4 separate regions of the Mus musculus genome follow, and all the other regions are linked to region 1. A link is a contact called in ENCODE Hi-C or POLR2A ChIA-PET data. All regions are on one chromosome and are shown on one strand. The core of a region is the stretch at or near the end of the contact, and the rest is flanking DNA. Distances in the headings are between cores, read along the strand shown.

What was found. A loop is a pair of places that touch in the nucleus more often than their neighbours do. ChIA-PET counts read pairs that join two places held with the same protein, here RNA polymerase II (POLR2A).
Region 2: a map of T-helper 17 cell shows a loop between it and region 1 (2.4-fold over the local background). The contact joins the enhancer-like site here to the promoter of Rbm45 in region 1. A Hi-C loop is called at or near these places in 3 of 37 maps with a recorded cell type or tissue (T-helper 17 cell, T-helper 2 cell and regulatory T cell).
Region 3: a loop to region 1 is called in a map of v-Abl transformed pro-B cells, with 4 times the contacts of the local background. The contact joins the promoter of Fkbp7 here to the promoter of Rbm45 in region 1. A Hi-C loop is called at or near these places in 4 of 37 maps with a recorded cell type or tissue (T-helper 17 cell, T-helper 2 cell, regulatory T cell and 1 more). POLR2A ChIA-PET finds 5 or more read pairs at or near these places in 3 of 5 experiments (Patski and embryonic stem cell).
Region 4: a loop to region 1 is called in a map of v-Abl transformed pro-B cells, with 3 times the contacts of the local background. The contact joins the promoter of Prkra here to the promoter of Rbm45 in region 1. A Hi-C loop is called at or near these places in 2 of 37 maps with a recorded cell type or tissue (left cerebral cortex and v-Abl transformed pro-B cells). POLR2A ChIA-PET finds 5 or more read pairs at or near these places in 4 of 5 experiments (Patski and embryonic stem cell).

The regions. Positions count from the first base shown.
Region 1 is chr2:76,368,367-76,371,572 of GRCm38, forward strand. Rbm45 (RNA binding motif protein 45) reads left to right here and starts at 1,618. Exons shown (of 10, transcript NM_153405.2): 1 at 1,618-2,062. The coding sequence starts at 1,763.
Region 2 is chr2:76,689,127-76,692,332 of GRCm38, forward strand. Plekha3 (pleckstrin homology domain-containing, family A (phosphoinositide binding specific) member 3) reads left to right here. Exons shown (of 8, transcript NM_031256.3): 6 at 1,319-1,362. Among named protein-coding and RNA genes, the nearest start is that of Gm39860, 15 kb to the left of the region's middle. Within about 2 kb of position 1,502, at least 1 of the 3 ENCODE cell types and tissues checked has a DNase peak (open chromatin) inside an H3K27ac peak, as active enhancers do.
Region 3 is chr2:76,671,464-76,674,669 of GRCm38, forward strand. Fkbp7 (FK506 binding protein 7) reads right to left here and starts at 1,635. Exons shown (of 4, transcript NM_010222.2): 1 at 1,343-1,635; 2 at 234-385. The coding sequence starts at 1,551.
Region 4 is chr2:76,646,554-76,649,759 of GRCm38, forward strand. It overlaps Prkra (protein kinase, interferon inducible double stranded RNA dependent activator), which reads right to left and starts at 1,474. Exons shown (of 8, transcript NM_011871.3): 1 at 1,239-1,474; 2 at 572-741. The coding sequence starts at 1,303.

The sequences.
Region 1 (3,206 bases), core at 368-2,867:
AAACATGGATGTGTTTGACTTCATAGATGGCCCGATCTTAGCAGCCTCGGTATGGGCATTTTAGGAGGTGCGTCCCTAGCCCAGCTCTGCGATTCCTGTGCTACTAAAGGCTAACCCAGTCCTTTGTCCTAAATGCCTGTTCACCTCATCACCAAGGTTCACTAATATGCCGTGGAAGCCAGTGGGCATTTCGCACTTTGCTTGGGCCCTCTAATTTCTCGTAGTTCTCAGATGTGCATCCATCACTCTCCCTGCTCGTGCATCTTGGATGGGCTGCGGTAGCTGCGTAGATCACACACACAGCTGCCTCTGGGCCTGGTTCTGTTACCTGTGCATCTTAACTTTGAGCCTCAGATTTCCTCATCTCTAAAAATAGGGATAAGGATTCCATGGTTGTAAAAGGCTCCTTTCAGCCATCAGACTCTATGGTTTTAACTCTTAGTATTCTATTGCTGCGAAGAGACACCATGACCACGGTAACTCTTATAAAGGAAAGCATTTCACTGGGGCTGGCTTACACTTTCAGAGGTTGAGTCCACCGTCATCATGGCGGGAAGGATAGCAGCAGGCAGAGATAATAGTGCTGGAGAAGCCGCTGGAAGTTCTACCTCCAGGTCCAAAGACAAGAGGGAAAGAAGGCACTGCTACTGAAACTCCCAAAGCTCAACCTCACACTTCCTACAAGGCCACACCCACTCTAACTAGGCCACACCCATCCTAACAAGGCCACGCCAAAACGGTGATGAAGACTGTGTTTTCACCAAAATTTCAGACAAACTCCCCCCAGGTCTTCTGCTTGACTAGATCCAACTTCCAGCTTTCTGTTCTAGGGGAATCTAATTGGAGGACAAATCCTGATAAGTCAGTTTCGCCATAATTCTTATCCTTGATGTCTGACTGCTGTTAATGTCTTTTTTTTTTTTTTTTTTTTTTTTTTTGGTTTTTCGAAACAGGGGTTCTCTGTATAGCCCTGGCTGTCCTGGAACTCACTTTGTAGACCAGGCTGGCCTCAAACTCAGAAATCCACCTGCTGCTGCATCCCAAGTGCTGGGATTAAAGGCGTGCGCCACCACTGCCCGGCTGTTAATGTTTTATTACTTATCAACTTATCACTTATCTACAGCCTAAGTTCTGGGAAGCAGATCTACTGAGAGTCTCTCTTACCCCGCGATCTTCAGTAATTGTCCTTATACTAACTCATATTGTACTGTCCTCCATTTATCTTACTGGAACCAAGTCCAGTCTCTCCCCCTTACTGCAAGACCCCAACGCAATGGTCCTTTGTACCTGTCTCTATGGACCATTTTGAGTGAAGCCTGCCTGCTTTTTGTATATTTTTGGTGTGGTGCTTTTGCTGACCTCAAATTTACTATGTAGCCCAGGAGGCCTCAAATGTAGCAATCTGATTACAGGCTTAGTAGAAGCCAGCTTTGGGAAGGCTTAAGAATCAGGCAGGTGGATCTTTTTAGCCACAGGGCAAAGTGGTTTGCATAAACCCATTCTTGGTTTTCCCTGGGACTGAAGATTTGAGATTGCTGAGTCCACCGTGGCACCAGGGGGCGCTGCAGAATGTTCCCGGAAGCCCGCAGACCTCACTGCGGGACGCACCTGCTTTCCGGCTCTCGGCTCTTCCGGAAGCGGAGCTGCTTACCGGCGTGGGGCGAGACGGGGAGCTGCCGGGAAGCGGCCGGGAAGCGGCCGAGAACCTGCCGGGTGAACAGGGCCTGCAGGGGGGCTGCGCCTGGGTCCCGCGTGGGGCGCCATGGACGACGCCGGCGGCTTGGGAGGCAGCGGAGGATTCCGCCCGGGCGTAGACAGCCTGGATGAGCCGCCCAACAGCCGCATTTTTCTAGTGATCAGCAAGCACACATCCGAATTGGTGCTGAGGGAGCGCTTCTCGCCCTTCGGAGACATCCAGGACATCTGGGTGGTGCGCGACAAGCACACTAAGGAGTCCAAGGGCGTGGCCTTCGTCAAGTTCGCGCGCAGCTCACAGGCCTGCCGGGCAATGGAGGAGATGCACGGACAGTGCCTGGGTCCCAGCGACACCAAGCCCATCAAGGTGCGGGGCTGAGGTGCCTGGTTTAGGGTGTGTGAGGTAGAGATGCCCAGGTTGGGGTGTTTGGGATATGGGTGCCCGGGGTTGAGGGTGCTCGCGAGGGTGACGGCGGTATGGGTTGGGGTCTCTCCCGCCCCTTTGCTGCGCCGGGGATGCTGTGCATCTGGTAGGAGAGGGGTTGGATTCTGCACGCACCGTGAGTGTGCCGAGGATGGCTTGGAGGAGCGGATCCCCGGCCTCTGGCCAAAGGAGCCTCTTACCCTGGGAACAGATTGGGTAGCCACATCCAAGGATAGCACAACTGTGGCTGACCTCGTAAGTCAGTCAACCTCCTGTCCCCGTCTTCCTGTCTATTGTGAAAACTTTTCTGAGCTTCCTCTCTCGAACACTGTAATTACCTTCGCGACTAGAAAATTTAGTTTTAGGGTTTTTTTTCCTCGTGTATTTTACTTTTACAAAGCTTGAAGGATCTCTTAAGTAAAAAAAAAATTACAGCACCATGCCTATAAACAGAAAATTATCAAAGTAAAAGTATTTTGTGACAAGCTATGCTATACTGGAAAGGGGCAAACCTAGAAAACGGTGCAAGGTGTGGGGGAATTCTGGTTTGGGTTTTGTAAGAATACCATTTACGAGTGTTCATGGACTGTGGGCTAGAGTGTCTCCAGCCCCTCTTCTATGCTGCACCTGGGCATGGGGAGGGGAGTTAGAGGGTAGTAGGGGCAGAGAAAGGCAGAGGGAGAGGAGGAGGGGGAGGGAAAGAAGAAGGAGCAGGAGGAAGAAGAAGAAGAGAGAAAGAAAAGGAAGAAGAAAGAAGAGGCCAGCCATGAGCACGTAGAGAAGGGGAAATAAATGGGGGCGGGGGGAGAGCAAGGGAGGAACGGGGTTAAAATTTTTGAGAACAAGGTGTGTGCTAGGTCATTCATGTGCGCTATATAGATACAGTCATTAATCAGGGGACTTTATAAGCTCTTTAGGCTCGAAAATTTAGAAATTTGTGATCTGATGGTATCCCCGCTCTTATTTATCCAAGGTTCCCCTTTTATCTACTATTTGTGTTTTCTTTCGAGTTTCTCTTGTATGTTTCTTTGGCTATTTCATTACCGGTGTGTTGATTAAATTAACTTAGAGTTGCCCATTTCTTCTA
Region 2 (3,206 bases), core at 252-2,751, 320 kb after region 1:
GCAGTGGTGGCGCACGCCTTTAATCCCAGCCCTTGGGAGGCAGAGGCAGGCGGATTTCTGAGTTTGAGGCCAGCCTGGTCTACAGAGTGAGTTCCAGGACAGCCAGGGTGACACAAAGAAACACTGTCTCGAAAAAAACAAAAACAAAAACAAAAAACAAAATAAATGATGTTTTGTGTTCATCATAGTTGTGGCATGTTCTGCTAAGACTTTTTTTTTTAAACATGTCATTTTACATTTATGGTTTTAAGGCTTGGACGTCGGGCCTACGTATATGTGGGCAGTTGCTCACTAAGCTTCATCCTTGTTTGGATACATGCTTTAGGACCCTATCTGAGGCTTAGGTTCCTGAGTTCTTTCCAGACGTCACTTGCCAACGCTGCCCTCCATGAAGGCCGCAGTGACACACAGGTGCACAGGAGCTCCCTGATAGTGAGTGGCAGAGGGAAACTTCACTGCCACCTCTACTCATGACCCTTAGGAAAAGGAGAAAAGGACAGTTATTAAGAGTATTTTCTGGTCAGGCAGTGGTGGCGCATGCCTTTAATCCTAGCACTTGGGAGGCAGAGGCAGGTGGATTTCTGAGTTTGAAAAAAAAAAAAAAAGAGTATTTTTAGTATTTTTTGGGTCTGAAAAGATGGCTCAGCGGTTAAGAGCACTGCCTTCTCTTCCTAGAGGACCCAGGTTCGATTCCCAGGGCAGCTCATAATTGTCTGTAACTCCTGTTCTAGGGCCTCTGACACCCTCATACAGACAGACATGCAGGCAAAACTACATACAAAATAAAAGTAGATACATTATTTTTTTTAATTAATTAATTAATTTATTTATTATATGTAAGTACACTGTAGCTGTCCTCAGACACTCCAGAAGAGGGAGTCAGATCTCGTTACGGATGGTTGTGAGCCACCATGTGGTTGCTGGGATTTGAACTCCTAACCTCCGGAAGAGCAGTCAGGTGCTCTTACCCACTGAGCCATCTCACCAGCCTGATAAATTATTTTTAAAAAGTAGTTTCGGGTTTGCTAGATACTCCTTTTTATTATAAAGATGACTCTTAGGTTAGTTTTGTATATACTATTTATACTTTCATATATTACATAATCTACGCAGCAGTAGAATTTTAGTATTTTTTGGTATGTGTTGGGGAATTTCCAGTTAATCATTACTAGGGAGAAAGTTTGACATTGTGTGGGGTTTGGTACTTGAGCCTATAGAAGATAAGTAAATAAGTTTATCTTAATTATTGTAATTTAGAGGTGCATCATTCTCTCTGACTACAGATTGAGCTCAGGCCTTTTCTCTTTCACATTTCTAGATGAAGCGTTCAGCCAGCCACCCTGGTTCCTGCAGTTCCGAGAGGTAAGCTAACCATGTCTTCTGGCTGAGTTCTGTCTGCGTAACACCTCCCTGGAGAAGTTCAGGCCTGTGCCTGCTGTTGTGGATGTCAGCTCTGTGGAGTCGGACTGGTAGTTCTTGTGTCAGGGGCTGGCTTCATAAAAGAGAATGGAAAGGAAAACTACATGTATGAAATAACCTGGAGGGACGCCAGCCCTGTTGGCTGTTGTAGCTTCTCAGGTTTGAAGTAATATCAAGAAGTATGGGGCAGTGAAAAGGCCAGCAGGTAAATGTGCTCGCCACTAGGCAATACATTTTGTAATATATATATATATATATATATTACATATACACGTGTGTGTGTGTCTAGAGAGAAATTTGGTGTGTTGAATGTCTACAACTGAGGATATTTATCTCCATGTTTTATAGAACCCTATTTTCCTGCTAGGCTGTTACTGAGAAAGCACTCACTGAAAGAGAGGAAGTCATATTCATATCAGCACAGTGAAAGCCTTCCGGGTGGATCCTGGCAGTGTCCCAGCTGTTGGGACACTGTGTTTCCTTCCCTGGCATCCCCTTCCTCCCCCGGCGTCCCCCTCTTCCCCTGGTGTCCTCCTCCCAGTGGCTGGGCCTACCCTCTCTGTTGTCTGGAAAGTGATGAAATCAAGTTTCTTCAGCGTTTATTTTTCCATGCTGACGAATTCAGTCCTGAGTTGTTTTGTCTTTTCCTCTGGTAATTATATAATCCTTATCGAATTGATCTGCTCAGGGGAAGCCAGTAACCTGTATCCATGTATCCAGCTCTGTCATGGTATAAAGCGTTTTAACAGCTGAACCTTACAAAACAGTGGAAACTAAGTGATTTGGTGGCAAACATTTGTTTTGGTGATAGACGTTTCTAAGCTGTATAATGTTTCTAAGCTGTATTTCATCTTTTTTTCCTTAGAAAGTTAGTTGTAAAAAGACTACAAAGATACTGTTTTTTCTTGGATCTGGCAAGGTTGTACAGTAATATTGAGCCATCTGAAAACAGAAGCTGAGATGCAGTTAGGCAGCTAGGTGGGTTTTTTGTTGTTTTTGTTTATTTATATGAGTACACCATAGCTGTCTTCAGACACAGATTCCATTACAGATGGTTGTGAGCCACCATGCTGGGAATTGAACTCAGGACTTCTGGAAGATCAGTCAGTGCTTTTAACTGCTGAGCCATCTCTCAAGCCCATTAGGTGATTTTGCTTTCTGTGTTTGCATGTTTACACTGGAAGAAAAAAAATTTTTTTTGAGCCACTGCATAACCACTGAACCATCTCTCTAGCTCCAAGACTGATTTTAAAAAACAGGTTTGTTTTGTTTTGATGGCAGGGCCTTATGTAGCACAGGCTGGCCTCAAACTGTCTACACAGTCCAGCATGCCTGATCCTAATTCTGCTCTTCCCCACTCAGTGCTGGGACCAAGGTACAAGCCTCCATACCTGGTTTATGCAGGGCTGGGTTCAATCTCAGGGCTTCCTGCATCCTAGTTAAATACCCTACCAACTAAGCTGCACACTTAGCCCTGAAAAATGTTTTTCCTAGCTTCCATGTCACCATCTTTATGTTCTGTTTCTGCTGTCAGTGAATTTACATCTGAACATCTCTCATCTTGTTGGCATCCCCTTCAGCCTGCCTTTTTTTGTCAGTTAAAGGTTGGCGTTAGATATATGCACTTGTGAAATCTCTAACTTAAAGCTCAGATATTTGCAAACCACCTCTGTCTGCTGCTTCAGTGGACACTCTTCCTAGAAGCACGTCTTTGTCCTCCTTTCCCATTTAGAACATGACCTGAGAGTTTCTGCCTGAATTCCAGGTCTCCACGCTTCACTTCTGAA
Region 3 (3,206 bases), core at 385-2,884, 300 kb after region 1:
GTGCCCTATACCCATTGTTTTATTTGCTCTCCCATCTCTGGACTCTTGGGTTTCTTCCACATCTTGCTTCTTGTGGACTGTGCTGTTACTGAGAACATAGATATGCAAATATCTCTTTGAGACTTACTTCCATTTTTAAAGAATATACAGATTTGTTTTGATTTTTTTTATAAACGACTTATCTTTTTTAAAGCTACTAAAAGATACAGCAAAAAAAAAAACCCACAACTTACCGTAGCCTTCTTTTCCATATGCAAACGAAGGCGGTATAATCACCTTTCTCTTTTCCCCAGGGCACATGTCCATCATAGCAATGTCCAGCCCCTTTATGACATGTCCGACACCAAGAACAAACCATTTGGGGTGGCCTTCATCTTGTGTCCGGCTATGAGAAACCATACTTAGTGTGTAAGTAAGACCATCTCATAAAGGAAACTTAAATACAGCTCAGGCACTTGTTACTTAAGACTGGAATCTCTTTCCCCACATTGCACCCTTCAGAACTCTGTCCTTTGCGAATTGTTTGGATCAAACTTCCCCATAAATTGGCAGAGCATATCATTGGAAAACATTCTGATTTCTGATTTTTGCCGTCCTTACAAAAACTACTCAATGGTTCACTTTTAAAAATGGGTCTCCTGCCTCTAACTAGCTGGATGGCTTGAACAAAATGACTCATTTACCTTCTCTGGGTTTGTTTCCCAAACCAAAGGGGCAGGCTGAGCCCTAAATTTCATTTTAAGAACGACTGAAAAATAGCATCCTGTCAAATTTCTCTTCTACGTTGGAAGAATAAGTTTTCCTCTAAATTGGAAAGAATTGCTAGACTGGAAAGATTGGCCTGTCTTTGAGGGGAAACAGTACAGCTAAACAGACTGCATTCAGTCAGACCGGACTAGGGAACAGAGAGAATGGATGTGATAACCAGAGTTTTAGAAAATGACCCACAAAGTCCAGAAGGAAACGCGGTAGCTTTCTTATACACTCTGTTTGGAATCAGACTTCAGCTCTGGGTAAGGAGAAAGTGTGAATATCTTTTCAAGAAGCCTCTAGATTTAGTTTTCCGGGTTCCAAGGACAGTGGTGGTGGTCAGTGCTCTGCCTGACGTAGTGAGTCTGCAGTCAGTTTACTGCGCTTACATTTCAAATAACTAAAAACATTCAGTTTTGTTTAGGGAATGTCTTCTAATCTAAATCGGCATGAAGGCTTAATTTACTGTTAAAAAACAAAACCAAAAAACCTTAAAACAAAACAACCAGTTAGGCTCTGGCTGCTGCTGCTGGTGGTAGTGGGCAAGATGTGGTCTATCAACTGAACTTGAACTGGACGGAGCATCTCCTACCTGCAGTAGAATTTGGAGCCGTCTTTAGCCAAGTAGCCATCGTAATGGGCATTTAGCAAGTCTCCTTTCCTGCTTGTTTTGGAGCAGTTTTCTGGACGGTGCAAAACTTCTATTTTCACTTCCTCAGTGCTTTCTTCTTTTGTTTGTCCCTGAGCATCGGAACAACACCACAGGCTAAGGAAAACTGCTAGTCTGAATAGGAGATTCATGTTTCCCAAAGCAGCACTCCCAGGCCCAGTGTAAGCCCCACAGAGTGTCAGCAGGCTGATCAGACTGAATTGGGACGCGTGGCAGGCATTGTCCTACGTCACAAAGGTCCAAGGCGGGGCTACGAGAGGCCCCGCCCCCTCTCGCACCAGCAAATCGCCGCCGGTTGGAGTGTGTCTTGGCCGTTGGGTGCTCCGGTTGGCTGTACTCTGGCTAGAATAGCACCGCACACCCTGTCCGCAGGTTTCTTTCGCCTGCAGTAGTCAGACTTGCGTTTCCTGAAATAAAACTGGCATTATGGTGGTCGTTTCTAGGCACTTAGGAGATGCTGCAAAATTTTATGGGCTCCACTTGATGCCCTGATCTTGCCTCTCCAACACTGCCTCTGCTAACGGATTGCTTGAATGGCTTGGTTTTAAATTTTTAAATGCTACACTGACCCATTTGGCCATAGAAAAAGAATAGATAGCTGTAGGATCCTAAATACAGTATTTTTAAAATATTAAAATGTTGGGCCAAGAAATTGATACAAAATGCAAACAGGTCACGGTGGGATATTCTAGTCGTTATTCTTTCTAATCACAGGCTTCTAAGGCCCCTACGGACTTGACAGGCACAGTGGATGCAGACATTTTTGGAAGAATAGGTTCTTGACAATATAGGTTGGCTGCTCTTCTCTGGATATTTGTGGAAGTCCTTGAAGGATATTTTTGGAGGGGGGGATATGGTAGTTGGAGTACTGCGAAAAAAGACTCCAGGCCATGTCTACCGCATGCAGCCAGGAGACTCTCAGAACACACAGTGGAGTGTCTCCAGGGCTTCAGCAGCCCATGCCCGGCATTGCAAAAGATAACTTGTGTTTCTGTCCCTAACCTCTTGAGGCCGCCCTTGAGGTGAAGGCCTTTAGCAGAGAAAAGCTTTTTTTTTTTTTTTTTCTCCCATGAGAATTCATTCACATCAGACAGGAAAACTGACTATTGAACATTTTGTTCCAATTTCACAGCTGGCTAATAGACAACAGAGATTAGTCCAGTCTCTTGATATATCCCCCTTATCCTTTTAGTATGATAAACCTTTCAAACAACACAAAACTCGAATTTTATGGTAAGTGTCAGATGCCCTCCACAGTTGAACTATCATTACTGAACTCTATGTGATTTGTTGAATATTCAGCTCGTCGATTCCCCAAGTGGACATCCCGATCACCCTATTCAGTCAGCCTTCCTGGAAGGATAAGCCAGGGATTTCACTACCTCAATACTGACTCTGCTTTATGCAAAGTAATTGGAATTTGCAAAACTTTCTAAATCTAAAAGTTGTCAAGTGTGTAAGGACGCCCTTCCAAGTGAGATTAAAAAAAAATTAAGAGAAATCCTTTTAAAAACAAAACAAAAATAGGATGCACGATACCTTCTTAACATTTTTCTTCTTAACCTCTTCTTTCCTGTGTGTGTGTGTGTGTGTGTGTGTGTGAGAGAGAGAGAGAGAGAGAGAGAGAGAGAAAGAGAGAGAGAGAGAAGGGGGGTCTGTCTGGCCTAGAAGTCACTGCGTAGACCAGGCAGGCTTGGAACTAACAGAACTCATCTGCCTTCCTCTGCTTCCTAAATGCTGGTATTAAAGGCATACATCGTGATGTATGACATTAAAAGAAAAAAAA
Region 4 (3,206 bases), core at 224-2,723, 280 kb after region 1:
GCCACTTCATGAATAAAAAGAGGAAACAATTTTATACAAAATACTTATATAGTATTTAGAACTAGAAGCTACTGTGCGCTGCAGCTTGAAGGAATACAGTATGGGAGTCTTCTATGTTTCCCTGATTTTTCATGGACACACACTCAAGCGTGGTAGGTACCAAGAATCCGAAGTTCCAGATGTGTCCATAAAAAGGGAAACTCGGAAAATTCTGACGGCGTGGCTACTAGCCTCTGCGCTGGTAACTTTGTAACTTTGAAAGGCGATAGCACCCACGGACTTGGCTATCGGAGCTCCAAGAATATTTCCAGTTTTTAATTCTTAAGAGGAACTTTAGCCGGCTCCCCAGGTACTGGAAAGTGTGCAGGATGCTGGGAGTGTCTGAGCTTCCTTACATCTTAGCGAGACAGAACTAGGGAGCGAAACAAATGAAGTTGATCCTGGAGTCTCTTGTCTTCAGAGTACACTCCCACAGCCATCTTAATTAAAAGGGCGCTTTTCCTTACTGAAAAGCAACATAGAATCAGGGCCTCCAATCCACATGGTCATGGGGAATTAACTGCATACAGACCTGTGCAAGTTATGTCACCAACGGTTACTCTGAAGGTGAAAGTGGGCACGTGTACTTGCACATCGGATCTTTCACATTCATAAACTGGAATGTTCTTGGTCTTCATGCCGTACTCGTGCAATACCTGAATCGGTGTTTTCCCAGGCTTAGCTGTTATCATCTTGCCCAAACTGCAAAAACCAGAAAAAAACGTAGGCATTGCACGTCAAAGCTGAAAGGGAAGCAAAAGCATCCACTTCTCAGTTTTGACAGTCACAAATGGTGACAAAAAGGTTCTGCAGCTCCCCAGCGGCCAGGATCAGTGGCAAGGCCTGGGCGAGCACCTGTCCCCGGGTGCTGCAGCCCATGGAGGAGAGTGGAGAGGTCTGTACAGAGAACTTGAGAGCGGTGGGAGGGATGCTGAAAGAAATCGGGTGGGCTTGGACTAGGCAGCTAGACACCCGGGTCTGCGCCTCAACACTGATCAAGTCCTCCCGATCGGCTAGCTGCCTAGGGTCACTAGAGGGGCGGGGCGCGCAGCAGACCCCCAGGGCCCGGAGGGCGGGCCCAGCGCCACGCCGGGAGAGGGGGGAGCTTTACCCAGAATGCTGCCCGACAGCCGGCTCCCTGCCCCTGCCCCGCTGCCCACCCGTCTTGGGCCTTGAGGCCTCGACGGCCCGGCGCTGACCTGAAGGTCCCGCTGTCCTCGCGCTGCAGCGGCGGGGCCTCGGCACGATGCCTGCTATGGGACATGGCGAGAAGGGACGGCTGGCCACAGCAATCAAGAGAAGTGTGGATCTGGGTCCTCCCTCTCCACGTCGGCCAGTTCCCGAGAGGAGCGTGCCCGCGCTGCCGCTTGGACGCCCCTCGAATCGCTGCCTGCCTCCCTCCAGCTAAGGGACAGGAGGAGAAGGAAGGAGAGGCGGGGCCTCGGCGCGGAAGAGCCGGCCACACCCCCTCTCTGCCCAGCCTCTCTGCCCCGCCCCTCTCTGCCATGCTCAGCCCCTCGATGTTCTTGCTCCACTTTGCCACAGTGCTCAGCCCTTTCCCGTTCCTCGGGCTCCGCCCTCTCTGCCAAGTTTCTGTCCTTCCCAGCTACCGCCCGCTCTCTAGTTGGGTTCCCAGAGCTTCTCAGAGCCCGGCCCCGCCCCTCCTGCGACCTGGCTCCGCCCTCTCTGCCAGTCCGGGCTCTTCCCAGCCTCTGCAGGCGCCTCCCCCCACCCCCCGTTCCGCTTCCAAAGCTTCTGAGCGCCCGGCCCCGCCCCTCACCCTTCTAGGCCCCGCCTCCATTGCATGTCCCGGCTCTTCCCGGCTCCTGCCTGCACCCCGCTTCGGTTCCCCGAGTTTCCCCTCCCGCCTTTAGTGGTGCAGAGAGCCTCAGTCCTTTGTCCTTAAAGGGAGGTGGCTTCCTTCTCAGCGAGAAAGCTAGTAGTAGGCTACGAGCCTAGCATGTTTGAGGAGCAAGGAAAAAAGATTAAGGGTTGGACTACTTTAAGAAAGATTTAAAAATTCGAATGGTAAATTACTAAGAAAATTGTGGATCTTGGCCCCGAAACTTGAGACCCGAGAGCGTCAGCTAAGGGGCAGCCAGTGGCTTTAAGAGCCCTGGATCCCTGGGCCCGCTGCTGTCTGGCGGGCCCGCTGCTGTCTGGCGGACTCTTGTGACCTGCTTAGGATAGTGGTTTTCATTCTTCCTAATGCTGTGACCCTTTAATTCAGTTCCTCATGTCGTGGTGACAACCCCTTCTCCCCCTCGCCAACTATAATATTATTTCTTGCTACTTCATATCTGTAGTTTTGCTACTATAATGCAACCCCAGGGGACTTGCAACCCACAGGTTTAGAACCTCTGCTTTGGGAACATGTGGGATCCCCAAAGAGATGCTGGAGGTGGAGTGCATAGCAAGGATATTTAGACCAGTTTCCAGGATTGCTCTTCCGGTTGACCTGTGCAATGGAGAGTGATGACGTTAACCTGGAACGCTCCACCTACAGAGTATGTTGTGGGTGTGTTAGCGCTTCAGAGCGTCTTAGAATTTGTGAACTATTTGCACAATGGCTCCTGTGTTTACTTAATGCTCTAGAATTGAATTCTAGAAATATTCTTACTGAGAGACTCCTAAAAGGTTTTTTTGTTTGCTTGTTTGTTTGTTTGTTTGTTTGTTTTTTAATGGAAGTTTTAGGTTGATGTACAAAAGTATTTGGTTCTGTGATGGAAATTTGTTTTGGTTGTATGAGAGCCCAAACACTTGGAAGCAAGGAAAAAATATCCGGAATTGAACCAAATTGAATTCTACTGGGGCTTAGGTTAAGCCTATTCTCGCTTTTATTTCTGTATAATATACACGGGTTACAATCCAATAATGCTATTACACTTATGTGTTAATGAATATCGTATTGTAACAACCACAGAGACACTCAAAATATATCAACCACCTATGGCCAGACAGTATAGGTTTGTTTCTAGAATTTAATTTAATGGATTCACAAAATTTCCTTGAAAATAAGCCAAAACTTTATGTAACTATTTTATAGGTAGAGTAATTGGATAGCAATGAGCAACAAAAAGGAGGTAAAATTCAGCAGGACTCTTATCAGTTGATGTAGTCTGAGCTATTAGTTTCAGAGTTAGAACCTTCCATAGTAGTTTTTAATA